Regions from separate parts of the Homo sapiens genome. Here region 2 is linked to region 1. A link is an interaction called in ENCODE POLR2A ChIA-PET data of the cell type or tissue named here. Cell type or tissue: MCF 10A. All regions are shown on one strand. Links, peaks and the distances in the headings refer to the core of each region. The heading gives the core; the rest is flanking DNA.

Region 1 (9,980 bases), core at 2,326-7,325:
AAGAAGAAAGGTATTAAAAACATACTAACAATAAACACATCCTCCCAGAGGTCTTCCGAACTCAATTAATACGCACCGTGTGCCAGGGGCAAGGCCAGATGCAGGGCCGAGCCCACCTGCCCACAGGGTCACCCGTGTTGTAGGGGACGCCGGACAGTTGGCAAGGAAGAGGCGCATAAGATAATTCCAGAGTAAGGAGCGTGACAATCAGGACCCTGTGACAGGAGAAGGCAGTCAAGGCCTAGTGCGCAGGGAGGGCTTCCCTGAGGAGCGGCCACCTCGGCTTAGACATGACAGGCCAAAGCAGCAGCACCTGCAGCGCCACCATCTTCCCCTCACTATGCCCCACCCCACCGGGCACCGCCCTGCGGCTCCTGCAGTCTCCTGCTCCTCTGCCCCTCATGAAGTGCTCGGCACGACTCACCCTCCCCCATGGAACCACAGGTGCCCGCAGGCAGCGGGGACAGCCCCCGGCCCAACTCCAGTACAGCCCAGCACATGGGAACTGGAACCCAGAGCATGGGCAAGGCAAGAGCAGCTTCTCGGGAGCCAATCACGCCTCCTCTCCTGCCAACGTTCCCTCCAGAAGCAGATAGGGGAACAGCCTGAACACGCCTCCCCAGCACGGCCACAGGAAGGACCCGCGGCCAGTTTCTGGACCCCTCCAGGACCCCCGCTGCACGCCCACCCCACCCCTACCACGCCTCCACCCCCACACCAGCAGATTTTCATGTTTCCTCTTGGCACCAGCGATCTTGATCGCCACAGACAAAGGACAGGAGAGGTCAGAAGATTCCAATTTCCACCAGTGCCCATGTCTGGGCTGTTTCTAAAATGCAAGCAACCTTCACCAGGACTGCAGTTCACACAGGCTCCAGTTCAGAGGCAATTATCCGACGCCATCAGATGCCTGTAGACCTTGCAGACAGTCAAAGATATGCAAATCCAGACGTGCCTCCTTAAGCCTCCTGACAAAACAACAGCTATTTCCAGAAAAGACCACCATCCACGACAGGGAAGGCTACGGGGAAATTGGAGCCCTCAGCCAGGCCTCTGAGCACAACGGCTGCAGAGACCGCCATCGCTAGGGACCTTATAACCCAGTCCTAGGGGTCTGTCCAAAGTCAACAGAAGCGAGGGCTGAGGGAAGGGCTACCTGTCGCATACATACATGAGCGAACACAAACACACTAAACGTCCACAAACAACAAAAAACAGATTCATCATCCATTTAAATTCATAATTACAAAGGCAAAAAAGTGCTTAACTTTTTTTTTTTTTTTTGAGACAGAGTCTTGCTGTGTTGCCCAGGCTGGAGTGCAATGGTGTGATCTGAGCTCACTGCAACCTCCACCTCCTGGGTTCAAGCGATTCTCCTGCCTCAGCCTCCCGAGTCCCACAGGCTGGGACTACAGGTGCGCACCACCACGCATGGCTAATTTTTGTATTTTTAGTAGAGATGGGGTTTCACCATGTTGGTCAGGCTGGTCTCCAACTCCCAACCTCAGATGATACACCCACCTCGGCCTCCCAAAGTGCTGGGATTACAGGCGTGAGCCACCGCGCCCGGCCCAAAGTCTCAACTTTTTAACTGAAAACTACAGAATGGAAAATTAATACTTCTACTGATGACAACTATGTACAAAACGCAGCTGCCCGTGTGGGAAGCACAAGTGAAAACACAAGCGGGCACTGCAGTGGCAAACAAGAGCATGCACTCCCTCTCCTCGGGAAAACAGCTCCCTGCGCAGCAGAGGCCCCGCTCACCTCGCCAGCCTGGGCCAGACTGTCCTCTTTCTCACGCAGCCTCTTGCTGGCAGCATCCAAGTTCTGCTGACACTGCCTGTTGCGCTCCAGCTGCTCCTGCATCTTCTCCTCCGCCCCGGCCTCCCGCTCCTGAAGCTGCCGGATGCGCGTCAGGAGCTCCTGGTTGCGGTCGACCTCACGCTGTTAAGAGAGCAAGAGTCAGATGCCACGTGCCGCCCACGGGAGGGTCAGCGGGGAGCCCTCACCCCCACACCTCTCTCAGAACATGCCGAGGCACAAAAAAGAGCCGAGCAGGACCCATGAGCCAAGTCATAGGCAGAACCAGGACGGGACCTGGGACCCAGCCCCAGCGTTGGCACCCCCGCTGTGGCACCATGACGGTGAGCACTGTGCGAGGTCAGGGCTCCCAGGAAGGGCACTTGGCACAGATCACACACACATTTATCACACCGTCTGCTCAGCAGTTGCCTCTGCAGGGAGAGGGGGCATGGGAAATCTAAAATTCAGCATTGACCTTGGGGAGAAGCTGAGCTTTCATAGCACCAGCAAATCCTGTCTAATTACGCTCTGTCCGGCACTGAAAGGAGCTGGCACTCCCCCAGCGAGCAGACAACAGGGGCAGAGACAGGCAGCGTGGACAGGAGGCTGTGGGCAGAAGCAGTTTACACTGGGCTCAAATCTGCCACACATGCACCCCCTCTCACACAAACCACAAACCTCCAGACCCACCCCCCACGACTGGCCTTAGGGAGGCCGCGTGGCTCTCACTGGTTGGGATGGGACATGACCAAGCACCACGCTCAGACCTCCTGACTCTAATGACCCGCAGGCCCTCCAGAGTTCACTGCCAGGTACCGGCGTCCCAGGAGGTGAAGGCGGTGAGTCCTGGTGGAGCCCGGCACTCCGGGACCCTCTCACCCTGCCTTCCTCGGGAAGCACCAAGCACTCCCGGAGCCCCGGGTGGAGTACGAGCTTGTGCTGTCCTCATCCAGGGTACTCCAGCCCAAAACCCAGGAGAGCTGTGACAGAGGTGGCCGCCTTCTGAGAGAGGCTGACCCGCGCACCTCGGAGGGACTCCAGCCCTTGTGAGCTGCAAGGGCTGCCTCACAACAACCAAGAGACCCTTCTGTGATGCAGGACAAGAACTGGGGTTGGCACGGGGCTCCGCTCAGCACCATCACAGCCAGATGCGGCACCGGGCCTGGAACTGCCAGTCCCAGCGCAGACAGGGCAGCCAGCAGGTCTTTGGACTTCAGACACTTAAGTCTCGCCCCTAATAGGTATTTCCAGGTGGAACTCCAAGGAACAATTGGAAAACTACTGGTTCTGACTGTTCCTGGGGTCCCATGCAGCTGTGTCTGCGGGCAAGGAAGGACAGTCCTGTTAGAAGGTGGCTGGAGCTCAGCAGGGAGCCCCAGGTGTAAGCCCAGTCACCTGCATCCTTGGATTTCCCCAAGACAGGGTTCCCGGAGACCCTACAATGACCCCTCCCTCAATCCAACATTTGTGAGCACCCATAAAATGCCATAAGCTGTGCCACACAATGGAGATCCTGGGCAGAGTCGGGTGGGCCCTGCCCTCAGGGACTCTCGGCCTAGAGGAACTCCAACAGCTGCACACTGTCCCTCCTGCCTGACAGCCACAGCCATACCATCAGCATGCTGCCTCCAGACCAATGACCTGGTGGCTCCTCTCCACCCCTAACAAGGGAATCTCAGTAGTTAGGGAGACTCCTGTGGACTCTCCCTCCCCTTCCCACCAATTCCTCCAGTACTGTCCCTCCTAGGACCCACCCAGGCCATGAGCAAACGCCCCACCTCTCAGGGAAAACAGCTCTCAAAGCAGCAACGGAGCCAACCCTGAGGCAGTGGCCCCCACCCCAGCGGTGCCTCAGTCTCACTGAGCCCACACAACGCACACCGCAGTCAGGATCTGCAGGCCAGGGGCAAGCAATCCAACCAGCATCACACCCCGGAAGACGTGAGCTATTTTTCTAGGGCCCAGGAGAGTGTGTGAATACACCGCATGATGTCAGGGCGGGGCTGGACATCCACCCGCCAAGAGAGGGCACGGAGGCCAGGGAGACTTTCCGCCCAATACTCTGCCTGAACCTTGGCAGCATTTCCACAACTGATCAGCACTGACTGAAACCCTGGCAAAGTGCTGTTAATCAGAGCAGAGGGGATCCGCGCACTCAGTGGAAACCTAATTCCCTCCCCAAGGACAGGGTGTTTTCCCTGCTGCCCTGGGGAGCCAGGAGCAACACAGAGCCGCCATTGAGACCGGCACCCTTTGCTAGGGCCCTCCAACCCCAAGACCCAGCATGGACCCGAGACCCTGATCCACCCCATGACCTCCTAAGCCTGTCACTCCTACACCACTTGGCATTTCTGCCAGACCTGCATTCCAATTCTTCCAGAGGGAAGAGGAAACCAGGAGACCCAGCAAAAGAATCTGTGCCAGCACCGCAGCCTCAATGAACAGACACAGCAAGTGTTCCCATTTCATGCCACCCTCCTCTAGGACATCAAGCATAACTGATACCTGCCCCACAGCATGAGTGGCCTCAGAAGGAATGTCCTGGCAACCATGACACAGGGCGTGTCAGGCTTCCAGCCAGCTGGGTTCTCATTTCCTACGGCCTGGCAGGTACCGTGCACAGCCCCCTTGCTCCCAGGGACTGGGATCTGATTTCTTAAGACCTGGCAGGTACCATGCACAGCCCCCTTGCTCCCAGGGACTAGGATGTGATTTCTTATAACCTGGCAGGTACCGTGCACAGCCCCCTTGCTTCCTGGGGCTGTCTGGGCCGACCCTCGCCCCGCCTGAACCCACCTCGTAGTTCCTGGCACTGGTGCTGGCTGCTCTCTCCAGCTCCACTCGAGCCCTCTTGTGACTCAGCTCCATCTGCATTTTCTCCCGCTCCACCTGGATGAGGTGGGACTTCGAACGGATCTGCTCTGCTCTTTCCTCCAGCTGAGCAGGTCGCACCCAAAGAAAAACAGAATCCTCAGTGACGGCATCAAACCAGGTGAGTGACTCAGTGCAGCAGACACACTCCCTGAGGACCCATTCCCGCAGGTCCCGTGCTAAGTCTTGATGTGGCCCAGCCACTGGGCTCCAGGCTGGGGAACAGGGGAGGGGCAGGAAACGGGAAGGTGAAAAAGCCTGGGAAGAGGAAGACGTCTTTTGAGATGACATTAAGCATATTAGTGAAGGCAACGGCCTCGAATGCCACCCATTTATTTACCAGCCAACGGCTCCGTGGGTCGGAAGTCCAGACGTAGGTGGCTGCATTCTCTGACCAGGGTCTCCCAGACTAAAAATCAATGCAGTCGGCCAGGACATGTTCTCACGTGGAGCTCAGAGATGGAGAATGAGGTCTCCTTCCCGACTGGCTGCCAGCCCAGTACAGCCATCAACTCCTAGGTGCTGCCCACATCCCTTGCCACACGGCCCTCTCCATCTCCAAAGTCAACCACGTCCAATCTCCCTCATCAAATCCCTCTCCTGCTATGTCTCTTGACTGCTCGGCCTCGGACGTCTGGACTCAGACTTAAAGGGCTCAGGTGAGTACATCAAGCCCACCAGGGAGTGGATCAAGCCCACCCACGTAATCTCCCTATCTCAAGGTCAACAGATCTTAGACCTTAATTACATCTGCACAATCCCACAGCAATGAAACCTACTCAGTATTGGACTGAAACCTGGGAGGCAGTAGGAAGGTGAGTGTGCACAAGGAGCCTGGAATCTGGGGGCCCTCTCAGAAGCCTGCCTACCACACAGGGTTAGTGATTACAGGTGAGCTGAGCCTCTGGGGGCCCTCTCAGAAGTCTGCCTGCCACACAGGACTAGTGATTACAGGTGAGCTGAGCTCCTGGGGGCCCTCTCAGAAGTCTGCCTACCACACAGGGCTAGTGATTACAGGTTAGCTGAGCCTCAAAGAGCCCCAGAAGACTTGCCAAATAGTTCCAGAGCCGGCCTTTGGGTACGACCTGCTCAGCTGGAGGAAAAGGCAGAGTCACTGACTCTTCACGTGGCCCAGAGCCTTGCAGTGCAGCATCTCCCGGCACTTAACAAATGCAGAGTCGCAGACTACACCCCAGACCTACTCAGTCAGAATCTTCTCTTTAGGTTGGGTGTGGTGGCTCACACCTGTAATCCCAGTACTTTGAGAGGCCAAGGCGGGTGGATCACTTGAGGCCAGGAGTTCAAGACCAGCCTGGCCAACATGGGGAAACCCCGTCTCTACTAAAAATACAAAAATTAGCTGGTCGTGGTGGTACGCACCTGTAACCCCAGCTACTCAGGCTGAGGCAGGAGAATCGCTTGAACCCAGGAGGCGAAGGTTGCAGTGAGCCAAGATCACACCACTGCATTCCAGCCTGGATGACAGGGCAAGAGTTCGTCTCAAAAAAAAAAAAACAAAAGAATCTAGGCCAGGCGTGGTGGCTCACGTCTGTAATCCCAGCAGTTCGGGGGGCCAAGGTGGGTACATAACTTGAGGTCAGGAGTTTGAGACCAGCCTGGCCAACATGGTGAAACCCTGTCTCTACTCAAAACTATGAAAATTAGCCGAGTGTGGTGGTAACGCACCTGTAATCTCAGCTACTCGGGAGGCTGAGGAGGGAGAATCACTTGAACCCAGGAGACGGAGGCTGCAGTGAGCCAACATTGTACCACTGCACTCCAGCCTGGATGACAGAGTAAGACCCTATCTCCAAAAGAAAAAAAGAAACTTCTTTTTAGACACATTCTCAGGGCGTTCACATGCACATGAAAGGTTGAGAAGCACCAGAGTAGAGTGGTGGTTCCCAGTGGGGTCCAGTTTTGCCCCTGGGAACATCTGGCCCTGTCTGGAGACACCTGATTGTCACAGGGGGGTGGTCACATGTGTCTGCTGCTGGCTGGCGTCCAGGGGGTAGAGGCCAGGGAAGTTGTTAAACAGCCCACAATGCACAAGAAAGTCCTGAGAAAAAAGAATTACCCAGCCCAAATGCCAAGCGTGCCAAGGCCAGGAAAGCCTGGGACAGGGGAGGGAAGTTTCTCTGTCCTCCCACCTGTGTTCTCTGGTGGCCCAAGCCCACACTTCCTTTACTCCTATGTTACTGTGTCTCGATTCTCAGCTGCTGCTGTTTGGGCGTTCCTAAGACTGCCCTTCAAACTCAGCAGCCTTCCTGGTCTCACTTCTGTGTCTGCAGTCAAGCCTGAGCCTCTCGAGAAGGGTGGGCACCCCGCCTGCAGGGGGCACGACCGGCAGGGACCAGGAGTCCCAGACACACCTGATCCGTGTGCCACCTCTGCCTGGAGCTGACTACAACGGAAAGAAAGGAACCCTGAAAGTTTACCCTTACGTTAAATCAACACGATGTGTGAGAAACCAGACAGCACACATTCCCCCGGCCTGCCATGTTCTCCAGGCCCTCCCTGCCACGCCGGGGGCTCAGCAGGAGAGAGAGAACCACGACGAAGTCCAGGAATGGGATGTGACAGGGGCCAGGGACCAAGGCTGGTCTTGCCGCCATCACTCCGCTCACCACCTTGCTCTGACTACCGCACTCCATCACTGATCCCCTCACCGAGAGGCCTTTACCAGTGAGCACTGGGGGCCTCCGAGCCCCAAGACAGACTCTAGAATCCCACAGCTTTGACAGACAGGCCAAGAGGTCCCAGACATTCGCAACACTAAAATCACAGCATTTCAGACCAGAGTTGCCAACTCTGTCACCCGGGCTGGAGTGCAGTGGCGCGATGGCTCACTGCAACCTCCGCCTCCCAGGTTCAAGCGATTCTCCTGCCTCAGCCTCCCGAGTAGGTGGGATTACAGGTGCCCACACCCGCCTAATTTTTGTATTTTTAGTAGAGATGAGGTCTTACCATGTTGGTCAGGCTGGTCTCAAATTCCTGACCTCAAGTGATCCAGCCACCTCAGCCTCCCAAAGTGCTGGGGTTATAGGCATGAGCCACTGCAACCAGCTCAGAGTTGGCCACTTCTCATTTTGTCAGTGATAAAAAACAACTACCATCTATTACCTTCATAATTTCACAAAAGAACATTTACATAAATATTATATATATACACACACACATATATATATATATGACCTAATCTCAGAATAAAAAACAGTCCTCATCAAGAAAGGGCAGTGAGCAAGCTAGCAACTAGCATTCTTTTTTTTTTTTTGAGACAGGGTCTCACTCTGTCACCCAGGCTGGAGTGCGGTGGCGCAATCTCAGCTCACTGCAAGCTCTGACTCCCGGGTTCACACCATTCTCCTGCTCCAGCCTCCCGAGTAGCTGGGACTACAGGTGCCACGCCCAGCTAATTTTTTGTATTTTTAGTAGAGACAGGGTTTCACCGTGTTAGCCAGGATGATCTTGATCTCCTGACCTCATGATCCGCCCACCTCAGCCTCCCAAAGTGCTGGGATTACAGGCCTGAGCCACCACATCTGGCCACAAGCTAGCATTCTAATAAACACACATTAATTCAATTATGCAACAAAACAAATGCACACGCACACACAGTTTAACCAAATGCAGCAGGGCCTCATCTGGGCTCTGAGAGCGCAGGAAGCCAGAGCCTCCTCTAATGCGGACAGAACTACAGAACGGCTCTGGGGACCGCAGCAGGGACTGGGAAAGAGGGTCCAGGCAGAGGAGCCTAGAGGAGCCTGCGCAGCCACAGGGCCCAGGCAAGGCTGGAGACACTACTAGCCAGCACTCCACTCCCCACCACTCCCTACAACTTGGGGGCCCCATTATCGCAGCCCCAACTGGGACTGGGCTCATCACTCTTTGGAGCCTGAAGTCCTTCAGGAGGCCTGAATCCTCTGCAGTTGTGTCTACAGTGAGAAACCCCAAGAACTTGTAATGAAACAAAATACAACTATTTTATAGAAGAAAACTGTAAAAATCACCCCAAAATCTGTAAATGGCCCTCCACAGTCTGAGACCACAAAACACCCAGTCCTTCTGCTCACTGCTGTGGCTTTGTCTCTGGGCTGCCCAGGCACTCTCAGCACTGTGTTTCCAACACAGCCTTCCCGACAGTCCTGGTGCTCACTCCCCCAGGCAGTTTGGGTTCTGTCCTCAATTAGATGAATGAACTGGCTTTCCGATCCTGTCACCAGGGTCTGTGAGTGCACTTGTGTGAACGCAATGCTGAGCGCCAGGCCCACTCAGGGCGCTAACAAGGCAGGCCTTTAAGCCAGGATGGCTCAGGGCCCCAACTAGCCTCCAGCTACGACCCCAAAATGAGGAGTGCCCATAGTGAGACCTGGGAGACGAATAGCTGTCTCTAGGCTCTGCTAATACCGACCCACCTCAACTACAGAAGACTGGAAGAGGTCCTGCCCGGGCCCAGGGTCTCCCCAGAGCAGACTCCCACCCAGGCACATGCCACTCACCTGCATGCTCTGCTGGTACTGCATCTGCAGAGAACCTGGGGCCGAGGTAGAAATATCCAGTCCAGAGCCTCCCTCCACACGCTGAGAGATGAAGTTGTTCAAAGATCTCAGGGTGGATAAAACCATGGTGTTTTCCCCCAGGTCTTCCATGGTTGCTTTCCTTCCGGGGACAGACAAAGGACTGGTCAGGGGCAGCCTTTCCACGTGCCATCAGCCGTGCAGTCAGCAGAGCCTCTGGACAGCCCCACTCCCCTAACGCACATTGGAGCTCATAATACACCCATGCCTGTAACCACATTCTTCAATGGCAACTGGGAGCCATGCTGCCAATTTACCAGACAAAAAATGGAAGCAAGGAAGCATGCCACCAAATCCCCACCAGCAAGCCACCAATTGAGTCTCAGTTGCACATGGACAGATGGACAGCTGGCGCCCGGGAGGCGGGGCTCAGCACTCAGGTGGCACGTCCCCCAACTGCACTGTAAGAGGGTTCTCCAGAGACACAGAGCCAACAGGACACAGAGACAGACACAAGAGAAGGGCTTTATTGGGGAAACTGACTCACGCGATTACAGAGACTGTCCCACAACAGGCCGTCTGCAAGTTGGAGCCCTGGAAGCCTGGCAGTGTGACACAGTCCAAGTCTGAAGGCCTCAGAGCCAGGGGTCCGATGGTGTAATTCTCAGTTCGAGGGGCTGCTGGGACAAGTCCTGGAGACCAAAGGCCGGCGAGCTTGGAGTGCTGCTGTTGAGGAGAGGAGAGGAAGAGTGTATCCCAGCTCCTGCAGGCAGATGGACACATTCG
Region 2 (9,980 bases), core at 3,310-8,309, 1.4 Mb after region 1:
AGTCTTCCTCCCAACCTCCTCCTACCCTGAGGCTTTTCTATTCAGAGGGAATATCTTTTTCACCCTCATGCTTAAGATTCAAGGATAGAATTCACTCTTTTTGATATATAGCTTGATGAATTTTGACAAACATACAGTGTTGATCCACTACCACAATCATAAAATATAAAATAGTTCTATCACCGCCCAAATTCTCCCACACTCCATTGTGATCAACTCTTCCTCCACCAGGAGACCCTGGCAGTCACAGATCTGTTTTCTGTCCCTATAGTTTTGCATTTTCTAAAATATCTTATGAATGGGATCCTAAAGTATTTAGCCTTTGAATCTGGCTTGTTTCAGTTCTCGTAATGCATCTGGTACTCATCTCTTTGTTGCACATATCAGTACTTTGTTCTTCTTTATTCATAAGTAGTATTTTATTGTGTGCATGTACCACAGCTTGTTATTCTATTCCCCAGTTGAAGGGCATTTGGGATTGTTCCAGTTTTGGCCATTTGCAAATAAAGATGCTAGAAACATTCACAAATATGTTTGCACATGAACATAAGCCTTTATTTTGCCCAGTTACATGCTTGGAGTAGACTTTCTGGTAAGTGTATGTTTATTTAACTTTATAAGAAACTTATAAGAAACCTCAAAGTCCTCAGGGAAATAATCAGAAACTTAGCTTGCTATACCTAACAAAACTATCATTTGAGGTAGGGGACAGAGGGATAATGGCAGTTTTAGACATGCAAGCCATTCTCATTATGTTTTACTGCTTAATAAGCTGCCCTGAAACCCATCTTAGAACAAAATAATCAGGTGTTTTGTACACAAATCTGCAATTTGAGCAGGAGTGGGAAGGCTTATCTTTGCTCCACCTGGTGTCAGCTAGGGTGGTTCCACTGATGGCAGTAGATTCCTCTTCCAACACGACTCACTTTCATGGCAAAAGTTGGTATTGACTGTTAACTGAGAGTTCATCAGAGTTAATGACCAGAGACCCCAGTTCCTTTCTACATGGACCTCTCCATGGGCATGGACTTCCTTCAAAGATTATATGCTGGGTTCCAAGGACAAACATACAGAGAGAAGCTGTCACATAAAAACTATATTGCCTTGGGCCTGGTGCAGTGGCTCACGCTTGTGATCTCAGCACTTTGGGAGGCCGAGGCAGGCAGATCACATGGTCAAGAGTTCGAGACCAGCCTGGGCAAGAGACCAGCCTGGCCAATATGGTGAAACCCCATCTCTACTAAAAATACAAAAATTAGCCGAGTGTGGTGGTGTGCACCTGTAATCCCACCTACTCGGGAGGCTGAGGCAGGAGAATCACTTGAACCTGGGAGGCGGAGTTTGCAGTGAGCCAAGATGGCGCCATTGCACTCCAGCCTGAGTGATAGAGTGAAATTCCTACTCAAACAAAACAAAACAAAATACTATATTGCCTTTTATGATGAGCCTTGGGAGTCACAAAGTGTCCATTTTCACCATTGTGTCACTAGCTGAAAGAGTCACAAAGGCCTGCCCAGGTTCAGGAGAAGGAGCCATAGACCTGTCCCTGTGTGACGTCATGGGAGGCTCTGGCAGAGCATGTCTGGTAAGGAATGTTGCTGTGCCCCATTTGAAAAGGACAATTGGCCACATAAGGGCTCAAGAAGTTTACCACTTACCAAAGCTCTTTGAGAGAATCTAAAAAGGACACATTCCAGGGAGAAAAGTAAATCTGAGAAGAAGTAGAATATTAGGAGTGATAATGAACAAATAAGGTGGTAAAACATATTGGTTAGTGTAAATGAATGTTGAATATTTTGAAAAGCAAAGAAATGTGGAATTGAAATCCCAAATTATAAGAGCATGGAAAGCAGTGTAGGAGCAGAGGGGATTAAAAACCTGTTAAAGTTACTGCTTTGTCTCATAAACAGATACAGAAACAGATTAACTACAGACCTTGTTGCAGAATTTTTATATTTGGAACATGTTCAGGTTTTACAGCACCTTCTTACCCCCTTTTCATTGAACTCTTGAAGATCTACTTCTGCTCCCACCAAAACAGAATCATCTTTGAGTTCTTACTCTCCTTGAACTTCGCTGGTATTGACTGTTCGGTTTACTTCCACCTTCTTTAACCACTCTCTTCTTTTGAATTCAATAACACAACACACTCCTGCTCATTTTTTCTGGCTCTCTTCTTCTTAGACCTCTTTGCCAACTTGCCTTCCTCCACCTGTCTTTAAACCTTGGATTTCCTCAATCCTTGGTCCTAGCACTTCACTACCTCCCACCTTATTCTCCCTCCTTAGGTAAGTTCATCCAAGCTCATCAGCTCACATACCAACTATAGCACTTGCAGATGACTCACAATTTTACATCTCCAGCCCACATCACTCCTTTGAGTTTCAAACCTATGTATTCAACAGCCTATTCATTGTATTTTCCTGGAGTTTTTTCAAAGGTGCTTCATACTCAGTAGGTTGAAAACAGAACTCTTTTTTCTTCATTGACCCTATTTTCCCTGCCTTACTCCTGGCTCTCCTTTCTTAACATAAATGACACTGCCATCCAACAGTTGCCCAAGCAAGAACCAAGGAATTATCCTTGATACTTCTTTTTCTCTTCCACCACATCCAGTCAATCACCAGTTTCTCTTATTGTACCACATGTTATCCCACAAATCTACTCACATCATTGTGTGTCCACCTCTGCCACCATTCCTGACCAAACTCTTGCCTCTTTCATTGGTCTCTACCTTGTTTCCCTATGTTTATTTTGTCTTCTCTCTCCATTCCCCATGCTGTGGTCAGAATGATATATTAATATGAACCTGATCTTGTTACTCTGTTCCTTCAAATCCATTAGTATATTAGTCTGAGTAACCAAATCCTTAATATAAACAGCAGGGTTTGTGTAATTCAGTTCCTTCCCTTATCTACCTAAATTTTTTCTTCCATCTCTTTCCCTCTGACGTCCAGCCACAGCCACTTTGGTATATTGGTTACGTTCTTAGTTTCCCGGATCAGATACCTGAGTTTGAATCTTAACTTTTCACTTACTAGGTATGATCTTAGACAAGTTCTTAAACAAAACAAAACTTTTATTAATGGACAAGTTCTTGAACCTATGCATCAGTGTTCTCATCTCTGAAATGCAGTTATTAGTCTCAGCTTCTTAGGGGATTTGTGTGAATTAAATGAGATGAAACGTGTGCGGTGGTAGCACAGTGACTGACAGTTAATAAGCCCCCAGTAAATGTTAGATTATTTGCTTAACGAACCACCTCCCTTCTTGTCTCTGGGAATTCTCGTTGCTCTCCCCACTTATACAGGATACCCACCCGCTTGCTTCCCTTGCTTAGTACTGACTTATCCTTCTGCAGCAAAGGACCTTACATCCCAGCTGGCTCAGGACAGACCCAGTTTATGTCTGTTGTAGATCAGTTAACATTTACTGTTTTTAGGTATCCCCTTTTACTACTGGTTTGTGAAATAAATTAGATGATCACCCTTTTGTGCTCAGTTCAAGAGTAACCTTTTTTAGGAAACCTTCTTTGATTCCTACAAGGACAGGTCGTCTATTATTTGTTCTTACAGCACATCCTGTAACTTTTTTTTGCCATAGTTACCACGATTACAGTTAAAACAGTTCATTGCATAACTAGTTCCTTGAGGTTTGTTTCTCCTATTGGGCTCTAGGCCCTTGGAGGACTGGGACCTCAAGGCGGGGGGTGTCTTGCCTTACCCCTGAGTTTTCAGCATTGGTCTTATCCAAGTCATTACTCAGTATATTTAGAGGAGACAAGAAACACTGAACAGGATCTGGTTTGGACTTCGTGTCTGTTTCTGACTTTAAATGTCAAGTCACTTCCTCTCACTGTCTCTTCATTTCTTCATCTTGTAAATTCAGAAAATTAAGCTTAATGTTCTCTAGAATTCCATCGGCCTCTACATTGTGTGAGTCTAGCCCATCAGGGACATTTTTTAAACCAATTTTTAAATATTTATAGTCACAAATTTAAGAAGGAAATGGAATCAATGTACATCTCCCCAAAGACAGAGTAAAATACTTTGTTGCTCATTGAATGAAGCTCTGGTCATTACCCTTTTTGTTATTATGATTCCTAATTTGTAAGCTCTGATGTTATCCCTTCTTTCTCAATATAGCTGAGACAAATGTGTAGTCTGTATGATCATATCATTGCTGTTATACCTATTTACAAGTTTAAGACTGAGTCAATAGAAAAAAATCCAAGTGAAGAGTGTTTAAAATAAACTTGTGTTTCTCCAGGAAGTTAACTAATCAAACACTTTTCATTGTAGATGTTGTCATTCAGTACAAAATAATCCCTGAGACAGTCTCATGAAAAACCTAATGCATTTTTTGGTGAGTTTTATAATGAGATTAAAAAGAAATTAAGAGCAGGAAGTGAAATTATAACGCCAGTGGGAAATCTTTGAAACCATTTTATAGTTTTTTCCTTCTTATGTAATATGTCTGTGAGATTGGGCAGGTTTTTGTTTGCTTGCTTGCTTATTGTTTGTGTTTATAATGTGGAGGAATCAGCTGAACTTGACTTATCCCTTTACAACTGATCCATGCCTACACAGTAGTTGCTTGGAGCTAAAAGCAGGAACACATGGACCCTGAGGCATAGCTGCTCTGAAGTCCTGGCGGCCTCTGGGAGGGCTTATCCATGATATGGGACACAGGGTCTCCTGAGGTCTTGGAGGAGTTTTCCTGGTAACTCTGAGGAGTGGCGGGTCATGGTGTGGTGACCATTGGTCTAACCTGAAGGACTATAGGAATGAGGGCAGGGAGAATTGTAGGGAGGCAGCCGATGCTGCTGGTGAGAATGAAAACATCCTCAGAGTGGCTTCCATACCCATCCTGTTTCTGTAGTGCCCAGTTATTGTGAATACCCATCACACGTTATTCTATCACAGCAAGCAGCTCATCTACCCTACTGCACCCCCAAGTTCTTGAAGTGTCTCTCTGTTTCTTGCCGTTACTGGAGGTAAGCCAACATGAAAGATGAAAGCTGTGTTTATACTTCTACTGCAAACTCTTGAGGAAAAAAACAGAGGCATTAGCCAAAAGAGATAGGACATACAGGCAAAGAAGAAAGATGAGCTGGAAACCAGTACCTAAATAAGTCCAAAAGCAATCTATTTATAGATCCCAGAGTGAGATCGATAAAGGAGATGATGTGGAGAAATATATATATATAATATATATATTTATATAATATAATATATAATAATATATATTAAATATATATTAAATAAATATTAAATTTATATATAAATTTGTTATTAAATAAAATTTATATTAAATAAAAATTAAATTTATATTAAATAAAAATGTAATATATATTTTTATAATATATAATTTTATATATATATATATATATATATATATATATATATAAAAAATACAGAAAGCTCTAAGTATGCACAGATCACACTTTTGCCAAAATAGGCACCTACAATGAGGGCCCCATCCCCACCCTTGAGGGTTTGGAGTGATCTTTGGGTAAAAGCTCTATTCTAACTCTTGAAATGGTTAAACTTTTTCTAGATGCATCTTTTAATATTACTTCCTCTTTTATTCCTTTTTTCTATTTTTTTTAAATAAGCATCTTTGCTTTACTTCTTTTAGCTATGAAGCAGCTCTTGCTGATAGTAAATAAATACTTAAAGTATGAAGATACTTCCTTGTAGCATTTGACCAATTTGTAAGGCAGCGGTTCCTCAATTTCAGTGATGCACCAAGCTTTTCCGAAAATGAGTTCCAAAGGGAATTGATTTTTATCTGCAATACTCTCATCCTACAGACAGGATATTGACTACACTTGATAGAATGGAAGTGTAAATCCAGAATGAAGCATTGCAGGAACAAATCCCATGGGGGCGGTTCATGATCAACAGAATCATTCATTGGACGGAAAGATCGGAGAGCTAGACAGTGTCAATAGAGACAAAAGGGGAAATAAAAGCATTCATTTCCTGAAAGAGTCTTTTCCTGGAAGGTTTTTGTTGACTGGCTCTTCCTTTTAGTATACTCTCTATTCCTAGTTGTTTATCAGCTTATGTGAGAACCTTAAAACTCATAATCATTTATAATCAATGTTTAAACATGGAAAAATAAAAGTACATACCATAGGCCCCGCCGGCCTGTTATTACATGAGTTTATTAACATTCACTGTGAGATGCCTTGGTATAGACTTACCCCTTTTTATTTCTGTCTCATGTTGTTTTGGATATTCTGCTTTGCTAATGCATTAGGTAGTTTCGTCTTGCTCTGCAAAGACAAAAGCTCAGTCATTGACCTGGAGGGCCCAAAACTGCGCCCCCTGCTGCCTTGTGTATTTGGTGGCTGGCATAGTCAGTTCATTATGTGGCAGGCAAAAGTTTGCATTCCAAGGGCGGAAGACATACACATTGGTTTTGTTTGAGAATTATATCATAAAACTGAGTTCTAAGTACTTCTTGAACATTGAGATTATTATTGATGAACTGATTATAAAGTATTCTTAAATATAAACCCAAAGCAAATTTTATTAAAAATAAATAGAAATTTGATTAAGAATAAGAGATAATTTCTAATAACTTTTTGGTAGGTGACAGCAGGGAGATTTGTTTGATCATGGAGTTTTTAAATGCTTTTAAGTCTTGAAGTCCATTAAGGCATAGAAGAGAGAATAGGAGAAAAAAACATCTCTGAATGGCACAGACCGATCACATGTTGATTGAAGCACAGTCAATGTGTATACTGAAATTGTGAGTCAAGAGCTATATCACTAAAAGATAAGGGAAAGACAGCATCAGAAATTGACTACAACAACGAAGGTGTAGTGGGAGATAAAGTTAGACGACATGAGATTCAGTGTTACAGATGGAGGCAATTTGAGAAGAGGCGGGTGGAGTGTAGTGAGCATGGTAATGAGAAGGAAGGAGGGCATCTACCCCACGTCCAAGTCCAAAGCAGGGTGGGAGAGACCTAGAGAGGGCTGCTAGGGCATGAGTGTCAGCAGGGGAGGACCAGCCTTCCTGTTGAGCAAGAAGAAGAAACATTTAGAGGAGAGGGTGACAATACAGGGGCCTTTGCTGAGGCTGGTCTTTGAGTCACAGAAAGCACAATGGAAGTGGTTAAGGAGTTTTGGTTTGGTGAGGGATGTAGTGTGGAGTAAGAGCTGTTCATGGCTGTTTGGGGATTCATATACAGGAGATGAGGGATGAATTGAGATTCTAAGACTTTATTCCATAAATACGGACAAAGGGCAGTGATGTGTTGTTCAGTGTTTGATAACTATAACTGGCTCTTGGCAGGGAAGAGCCCTGATGTGTAGCTTTTTCCAATTTTCATGGTGTGAATACTCCCACCACAGTGTATTCCAGGTGACCAACATGACGTCTTTCTATAAGGAGTTGGACAGAGATCCACAAGATTGGCTCTGTGTTCAGCACGCATTGGGTAAAGGGCATGGCTGGATTAATGCTGGTAGACTCAAGCCAATCATTAGGCAAGGCTGTGAGTGGTAGGGAGTAGAGGGCATTTGGTATCCTTCCTGACCCCTGTGGATAGAAGCATAGTGACCTGAGGAACAATAGTCTTCTTGGTGTGTGGGCCATATAAAAACAAGCCTGCATCAAATTCTGTACATGGGTTAGAGTTTGCTAGCCACGGCTGTAAACCTTCTCATGCCCGTGAGCCATCTCCACGTGTGAATCTAACAGATATCTCCAATGTTGATCTCCCTCCATGCCCCAAACCTGCTCCACCCATAGTCTATATCATATCATTTCATGGCAGCTTTATCTTTCAAATGGTTCAGGCCAAAACCTTGATCTTTCACCCATAGCCACAGAAAAACCTGTTAGCTTTCCTTTCAAAAGCTATTCAAAATCCAACATTTAGCTGTTTTCACTGCTACCACTTTGGACCAAGTGATGGTCGTCTACAGCTGGAATTATTATAACAGCTTCTGGTCTGTGGTCTAGTCTTCTTGCTTGCTTGTATTCAACACTTAGCTAATCTTTTTTTAGAATGTAAGTTAGATCATGTCAGTCTTCAAAATCAGAAATTTCCAGTTTCCTGTTTCATTCACATTAAATGCTGGAGTACTTAAAGTGGCCTACAAAAGTCTACATAATATGCTCCCCATTACCTTTCTTCCTCCCCCTACTCCTTTTTGTTTGTTTGTTTGTTTGTTTGTTTGTAAAGAGATGAGGTCTTGTTCTGTCACCCAGGCTGGAGTATAGTAGCATGGTCATAGCTCACTGCGGCCTGGAACTCCCGGTCTCAAGCCATCCACTTACCTCAGCCACTACAGGCATTTTTGTAGAAACTGAGTCTCACTGTATTGCCCAGGCTGGTTATGAATTCCTGGCCTCAAGTGATCCTCCCACCTTGGCCTCCCAAAGTTCTGGAATTACAGGTATGCCATGCCCCGTATGTCTTCTTTTGAGAAGTATCTGTTCATGCCCTTTGCCTACTTTTTAATTGGGTTGTTTTTTGCTTGCTGATTTATCTAACTTCCTTTTATACGTTCCTTATATGTTCTGAATATTAGACATTTGTTGAATGCATAGTTCCTGAATATTTTCTCCCATTCTGTAGGTTGTCTGTTTGCTCTATTGAGTTTCTTTTTTTGTGGCACTATCACGGCTGACTGCAGCCACAAACTCCCAGGCTCAAGCGATTCTTCCACCTCAGCCTCCCAAGTAGCTGGGACTACAGGTGCATGCCATCACACCTGGCTAAATTTTGTATTTTTTTGTGGAGACGGGGTCTCACTATGTTGCCACCTGGCTAAATTTTGTATTTTTTTGTGGAGACGGGGTCTCACTATGTTGCCCAGACTGGTCTCAAACTCCTGGGCTCAAGTTATACTCCTGCCTTGTCCTCCGAAAGTGCTGGAATTACACGTACCACACCTGGCCTCTTCTAGTACTTTTTTTTTTTTTTTTTTTTTGAGACGGAGTCTTGCTCTGTCGCCCAGGCTGGAGTGCAGTGGCGCAGTCTCAGCTCAGTGCAAGCTCCACCTCCCAGGTTCACACCATTCTCCTGCCTCAGCTTCCCAAGTAGCTGGGACTACAGGCGCCTGCCACCACGCCCAGCTAATTTTTTATATTGTTAGTAGAGACGGGGTTTCACCCTGTTAGCCGGGATGGTCTCAATCTCCTGACCTTGTGATCTGCCCACCTTGGCCTCCCAAAGTGCTGGGATTACAGGCGTGAGCCACCACGCCTTGCCCTCTTCTAATATTTTTTAAGCTTGAGGTCTTATATTTAAGTCTTTAAACCATCTTGAGTAAATTTTTGTATATGATGATAGAAAGGAGTTCAATTTTATTCTTCTGCATATGGATATCCCATTATCCTAGCAACATTTATTGAATAGGGAATCTTTACTCCATTGCTTATTTTTGTTGACTTTGTTGATCAGATGGTTGTAGGTGTGTGGCTTTATTTCTGGGTTCTGCTCCATTGGTCTGTGTGTCTACTTTTGTATTCATACCATGCTATTTTAGTTTCTTAGGCCTTGTAGTATAGTTTGAAGTTGGGTAATGTGATGCTTCAACTTTGTTCTTTTTGCTTCTCTAACCTCATCTTTTACCTACTTCTGTTCCCTGGACATACCAAGGATTCCTGCACCTCTTGGCCTCTGGGATGTTTGTTTCTTATGACTTCTTCAAGAAATCTGGGTGGCTAATTTTGTACTTTTTTCAAATATCCTTTTCTTAGTGAAGACTTTTCTGGCCACCCTACTTAAACCCTTGGAATTTCCAACTCTCCCACAGGGATTCTGCTCTGTGTGCGAAGGGGTATGTGTGTATGTGTGTGTGTGTGCATGTAGGTGTGTACACTATTTTTATTTAACATACGATAAGCATCTTTGGCCCTGGATTCTTCTTTTTTAGATGTTAATATTGTTGTATTAGTCTGTTCTAACACTGCTAGTAAAGACATACCCAAGACTGGGTAATTTATAAAGG

What was found. ChIA-PET counts read pairs that join two places held together with the same protein. Peaks named below come from ENCODE experiments on the same cell type or tissue, not always from the same donor. Only the 100,000 strongest peaks of a DNase experiment are listed, where the experiment ranks them.
Region 2: POLR2A ChIA-PET joins it to region 1 with 5 read pairs; 1 of 35 experiments calls an interaction of 5 or more read pairs at or near these places.

What each region holds. Positions count from the first base shown.
Region 1 is chr7:2,220,808-2,230,787 of GRCh38, forward strand. MAD1L1 (mitotic arrest deficient 1 like 1) reads right to left here. Exons shown (of 19, transcript NM_001013836.2): 2 at 9,742-9,920; 3 at 9,177-9,336; 4 at 4,603-4,743; 5 at 1,768-1,947. The coding sequence starts at 9,326. Among named protein-coding and RNA genes, the nearest start is that of MAD1L1, 7.1 kb to the right of the region's middle. In MCF 10A, for the core only: no CTCF peak of the experiment used is centred there; DNase peaks (open chromatin) are centred at 4,364 and 4,754.
Region 2 is chr7:3,667,387-3,677,366 of GRCh38, forward strand. The region is part of intron 4 of SDK1 (sidekick cell adhesion molecule 1); the gene reads left to right. Among named protein-coding and RNA genes, the nearest start is that of SDK1-AS1, 320 kb to the left of the region's middle. In MCF 10A, for the core only: a CTCF peak has its summit at 6,341 (motif pointing left); a DNase peak (open chromatin) is centred at 6,325.